2 separate regions of the Homo sapiens genome follow, and region 2 is linked to region 1. Evidence: chromatin loops called from intact Hi-C (ENCODE). Cell type or tissue: gastrocnemius medialis. All regions are shown on one strand. Each heading gives the region's core, and the rest is flanking DNA. Links, peaks and the distances in the headings are about the cores only. Region 1 has its middle 8.1 kb from the start of F2. Region 2 overlaps CKAP5 (cytoskeleton associated protein 5).

Region 1 (2,919 bases), core at 196-2,695:
AGTTTTCTCTGCAGATGACAATCTCCCCCACACAAGACAGTTTTTCAGCTATTCTTGTATTTCCAGCCCTTCTGAATAGCCATCTTGAAATATATCAAAGAAGTATATTTTGGGGTGAAATATTTTAGTTTCCCTCAATACAGAGAGCAGGGAGGAAGACCAAGGCCAGGATGGTCAAGCGCTTCAGGTTCAGTGACAGGAGGTAGGCTTATCAAGGGACACAAAAAATCACCCAACGAAAGAGAAAAACCTACAAAGTGCATGCCATTGAAGCTGATGGAAAAGTTTCAACAAGGGGGATGTGGTTAGCAATGTCCATTGCTATTGGGAGAGTTGAAGTTTATGGAAGTTACTGGCAAGCTGAGGGAGAGCCGGAGGAAGCCAGATGGGATTGCCTTGAGGGGCGGGAGGCAAGAGAGATGGAAAAGATAGACTTGCTTGTTTTATGCCTCTACTGTCCTGCAAAATAGGAATTGTGGTCCCTGTCTTACAGATAAAGAAACTAAGGCAGAAGGTCATGGTGGCTCATGCCTATAATCCCAGCACTTTGGGAGGCTGAGGCAGGCGGATCACCTGAGGTCGGGAGTTCAAGACCAGCCTGACCAACATAGAGAAACCCTGTCTCTACTCAAAATACAAAAATTAGCCGGGCGTGGTGGCGCATGCCTGAAATCCCAGCTACTTGGAAGGCTGAGGCAGGAGAATCGCTTGAACCCGGGGGGCAGAGGTTGCGGCGAGGCAAGATCACGCCACTGCACTCCAGCCTGCGCCAAAAGAGCAAAATTCTGTCTCAAAAAAAAAAAAAAAGAAACTGAGGCTCAGAGAGGATGACAAGATCACACCATCAGTAAGAGGCAAAGCCAGGATTCTTCTTTTTTTTTTGAGACAGAATCTCACTCTGTCACCCAGCCTGAACTGCAGTGTTGCGGTCTCTGCTAACTCTACTCCGCTAACTTTACCTCCTCTTCCCGGGTTCAAGCGATTCTCCTGCTTCAGCCTCCCAAGTAGCTGGGATTAAAGGTGTGTGCCAACATGCCCGGCTAATTTTTGTAGTTTTAGTAGAGATGGAGTTTTGCCATATTGGCCAGGCTGGTCTCAAACCCCTGACCTCAAGTGATCCACCTGCCTCAGCCTCCCAAAGTGCTGGGATTACAGGCGTGAGCCACCGTGCCCGGCCAAAAGCCAGGATTCTAATGTGGGTGGTTTTCTGGCTTCCCAGCACTTGACCACGATGTCACCGGCAGCCCCGTGCCTCCTGGTTTGCCACTGACATTAACCCAGTTGCCTGCCCAATCTGAAAAACTTGGCAAAGCATAAACCTAAAATTGTCCAAGGGGCGGGAGGACAGCAGGAAATCGTGGTGATCTGTGAAGAGAAAGGCCACACTGTCCAAAGCCTGAGAAACAGCTGCTAAGATTAGTTTTGAGTCAGCCTACCCTGTGACTTGGAACCTGCTCAATTTCTTTTCCAGCTCCTGACTCAGGCAGGCCCACTTCAACTCAGGGGACTGCTCAGCAGTGTCTGCCTAGCGTTTTAGGCATCCTGGGGACACGCTCCTTGCTTGACATTGAACTGTGCAGGACGTGGGGATGCTCTGGGCTGTCCGGGAGGCCTGTTGACACCCCACAGCATCCCCAGGCCAACAGCTGAGATGCCCACACTCCCTTTCCACATTCCCCACACAGATTGGAGAATTTTTCCTCCATTAAAGCCGTCCCTGGTACATGGTACATGGAGCAGGGTCGGAGCAGGGTCAGGACAGAGCCAACGGATTGGAAGGCAGGTGATTTGGGAGTCTCTGCTCTGGCAACACGCATGGCTCAAGTGAGAATGGGTGTTACACAGCATCTCCCAAGATCCTCATGTTACAGTTACCCATGAGAAAACAGAGGCCACAACACAAGTCACTTGCCAGGGTCAGAAGACCAGTCAGTAGCAGAACCAGGACAGAATTCCGGCCTTCTGATTCCTAATTTAGTGCTCTTCCAGCTCAAATAAAAGGCAGACCATTCTTGGAAAGACTAATCACTGGAATATTTTTTTTCACTGAGAAAATATTTTCAGAATTTCAAGGCTACAGTGAGCTGTGATTTTACCACTGCATTCTAGCCTGGGCAGCACAACAAGACCCTGTCTGAAAAATATATATATATATATATATATATTTTATTTTTTTTTTCCTCTGATTTCAATATAATTTTCATTTTATTTATTTTTTGAGATGGATTTTTTGTTTGAGATGGAGTCTTGCTCTATCGCCCAGGCTAAAGTGCAGTGGCACTGCCTCAGTTCACTGCGACCTCTGCCTCCTGGGTTCAAGCAATTCTCCTGCCTCAGCCTCCTGAGTAGCTGAGATTACAGGTACCTGCCACCACGCCCGGCTAATTTTTGTATTTTTAGTAGAGACGAGGTTTTACCATGTTGACCAGCCTGGTCTCGAACTCCTGACCTCAGGTGATCCACCCACCTTGGCCTCCCAAAGTGCTGGGATTACAGGGGTGAGCCACCATGCCCAGACTGTTTTTTGTGTTCTTAGTAGACACAGGGTTTCACCATGGTTGGCCAGGCTGGTTTTGAACTTCTGTCCTCAAGTGATCCACTCACCTCAGCCTCCCAAAGTGTTAGGATTACAGGCATGAGCCACCATGCCTAGTCTATTTATTTATTTATTATTATTTTTGAGACCGCCTCACTCTGTCACCCAGGATGGAGTGCAGTGGCGTGATCTTGGCTCACTGCAACCTCTGCCTCCCGGGTTCAAGGGATTCTTGTGCCTCAGCCTCCCAAGTAGGTGTGACTACAGGCATGCACCACCATGCCCAGCTAATTTTTTGTATTTTAGTAGAGACGGGGTTTCACCATGTTGCCCAGGATGGTCTTGAACTCCTGAGCTCAGGTGATCTGCCCACCTTGGCCTCC
Region 2 (2,919 bases), core at 135-2,634, 50 kb after region 1:
TTTAAGTCCCTGAGTCTAAGCAAGTGCCTTTAATAGGTAACAACATTGGTTCATGAATATCCTAAGAGGGCAGATAACTTTAATTTGTACTTACATTACCTGCCAAGTTATAAGTATTTGTTCTAGTTCACTAAAGCCAACAAACCTTGTATTTCTATTCCTGAAGGGGCAGAAAACAATAAAATATATTTGTATTGACTCAAAGTTCACTACTTATGAGCAAATATATAAGAAAAATTTAGACTGGCTGGTTCTTTTCCACCAAATTAACCAGTGCTTTAATTTTGCTAATCATAAGTACCATTCCATGCCGTGTTCAGCACATTTTATATTTTGTGAGACCACCAGTCACCCCTTTTTAGAATATTCACTCTTGACAGGTCAGGGCCAGCTTTACATCCAAGAAATAGGGATTCAAAGTTTCCAAATTCAAGTTCGTTAAAATTATACTCATGACACAACCCAAAATAGAGCTGTCTTGCTTAGGAGGCAGTATTTTGAGTCCCTAAGCCAATTTTGGGTTGCATGTATTTTAATTAGCCTTATCTCAAGAATAGGAAACTAAGCACAACCAAGTATAACACAAAGAAGAAAGTGAATCAGTATTTTAGCCACATGACATTGAACTTTTGTGGAAGACTTGATTCATGGGGTACTTATGGACACCCTCTACCCTGATTATAAACTCTAAGCTAGTCACCCTCCAGAGGGGATGAATCCAAGTCAGAAGTTAGAAAGATATAAGAGCCCTGCTAATGAGAAATTAGCAGGCAGTACTTACATCCTATAAGTGCGATACATAATTCTGTCCACGGAAAAGCAGTGAAAGAAGGCACAAGACCATTTAGAAGTGGTTTTGAGACAAAGACAAAGACAATGAAGACTGAAGAATCAAACATTTGGTTACAATACATTTACCCAGACACTCTGTCATGCATGATAATGGCTACAAGAACTCAAGATTATGTTACAGGACAGGCTGTGAGCACACAAGGCAAAGGCCATGGAGATGCTCTCAGACAAGTATCTCTATCTACATACTTGAGTTTGGAAGACATGTCCTCAGCTGGTCCCTTGCGTAACATGTTGGCATTGGAGCTTATGTTCTGTGCACGCTGAGGTTTCTCTTCCACCTGTTTTATTGGTGCAGCAGAGGGTCTCTTTGCTGACCGCTTAATCCTCTCCTCGAGCATGCTCATATCCTTTTCAGAAAGCTGTAAAGAGGCCAAATTTAGAAACCTAACTGGATAACACAATAATATCTATTTTCATATCAAAACAAATAGAACCTTCTATGTTAGGACATGTTTACTTTCAAAGCACCACATTTCAAAATCAACTACTATTAATACCTGCCTAGCTGCTATAGGAAGAGGAGATATGAAAGAAGGAGAGGGGCTGGGCACAGTGGCTCATGCATGTAATCCCAGCACTTTGGGAGGCCAAAGCAGGAGGATCACTTGAGCCCAGGAGTTTGACACCAGCTTGGGCAACATGGTGAAACCCCATCTATACATAAAGTATAAAAATAAGCTGGGTGTGGTGGCACGCGCCTGTAGTCCTTGCTACTCAGGAGGCTGAAGTCAGAGGATCACTTGAGCCTGGGAGGTCGAGGCTGCGGTGAACCATGATCACACCACTGCACTCCAACCTAGGTGACAGAGCAAGACCCTGTCTCAAAAAAAAAAAAAAAAAGAAACGATAAAAAAAAGAAAGCCAATTAGTAACTACAAATAAAAAGGTCAAAAATTAAATGAAGCTTCCTCATTTTTTGTTTTGTCACCACTATCTAGCTGTGTGACTATGGGCAAGAAACTTCATTTTTGGTCATCTGTAAAATTCCCAACTGCTTTATATTCTTCACTGGGTAGTAGTGAGAATTTAATTAGAAAATATAAGTAAACATATTTAAGCCCTGTGTAAATACATGGTGACACTATGAGGTAACTGAAGACGGAGGTCCAGACTCACTCAAACGAAATAAGAGGTCAGAGGCAGAACCTAATGTGAGTGAAAAACTGGCTCACGGCTGTAGCGCAAGATGTGATCTGACAGATACTAGCATCCACACTATACACAAATAAGCACTTTTTAACCAAAAACTCGATGCAGTAAAAATTACAGAGCAGACTGCCAGGCAGAATTTAAACCCGGGACTAGCTCAGATTTCTTGATTCAAAAATAGCACTCATTTCTAAAGCAAATTTGCTATGAATAGAATGCTCAGAAAAGAAAACTTGATTTCCATTAAAACAGCCTAATCAGAGACACCTCAAGGGTCTATCTGGATTCTAGGACACATTGATAGGTTGAGTTGACTAAAAAGTAGTAAAAACTTAGCTACAGTTGAGAGGACAGGAAACCTAACACCTAGGAGATCTTGCAATTCTTTTCACGACATGCTGACAGTGTTCAGAGAAGTCACTCACATTTCCAATCAGTTTGAACACCTGATCCCCATGTACATTGTACACCGTTACAATGGTGTTGAGTGCAGCATTGCGTACAGCATTGTCACGGTCTCCTATGTGAACAGCTATTTCCTTTAAGGCTTTTCCTGGGGTTGGTTGGCAAACATTCATGCCATAGGACTCAACCAGACATCCCAGCTCTTCCAGGCACTCTGATGGGGGAGAAAGGCTAGATTAATGAGACAACACATATTTGGGACAGAGACTTATCCTTACTAGAGAAATTTCCCTTGGCATATATGAAGGACTAAAACCTTACTCTGGCTCTGCCTAGGATTTTTTGTTTACTGCCTTTTATCAGTGAAAAAATGGTATTTCAGCAAGTGCTCCTGAAAGGAAGAGATGCCTGTGAGTCAGATGGCCCCTGTGCACTTGATTTTGTCACCAGGGTGATACTGAGTGGTGCCTGTATCACCTGATACCATGGCTCCACCAGTGTGCAACTCAT

What was found. Peaks named below come from ENCODE experiments on the same cell type or tissue, not always from the same donor. Only the 100,000 strongest peaks of a DNase experiment are listed, where the experiment ranks them.
Region 2: a loop joins it to region 1, with 4 times the contacts of the local background. A loop is called at or near these places in 4 of 110 quality-filtered maps.

The regions. Positions count from the first base shown.
Region 1 is chr11:46,709,654-46,712,572 of GRCh38, forward strand. No RefSeq gene overlaps it. Among named protein-coding and RNA genes, the nearest start is that of F2, 8.1 kb to the right of the region's middle. In gastrocnemius medialis, for the core only: no CTCF peak of the experiment used is centred there; DNase peaks (open chromatin) are centred at 1,438 and 1,748; H3K27ac peaks cover 2,500 bases.
Region 2 is chr11:46,759,571-46,762,489 of GRCh38, forward strand. It overlaps CKAP5 (cytoskeleton associated protein 5), which reads right to left. Exons shown (of 44, transcript NM_001008938.4): 32 at 2,430-2,623; 33 at 1,042-1,214. SNORD67 (small nucleolar RNA, C/D box 67) reads right to left here; the gene lies at 2,819-2,919. Among named protein-coding and RNA genes, the nearest start is that of SNORD67, 1.5 kb to the right of the region's middle. In gastrocnemius medialis, for the core only: no CTCF peak of the experiment used is centred there; DNase peaks (open chromatin) are centred at 1,081 and 1,486; H3K27ac peaks cover 2,500 bases.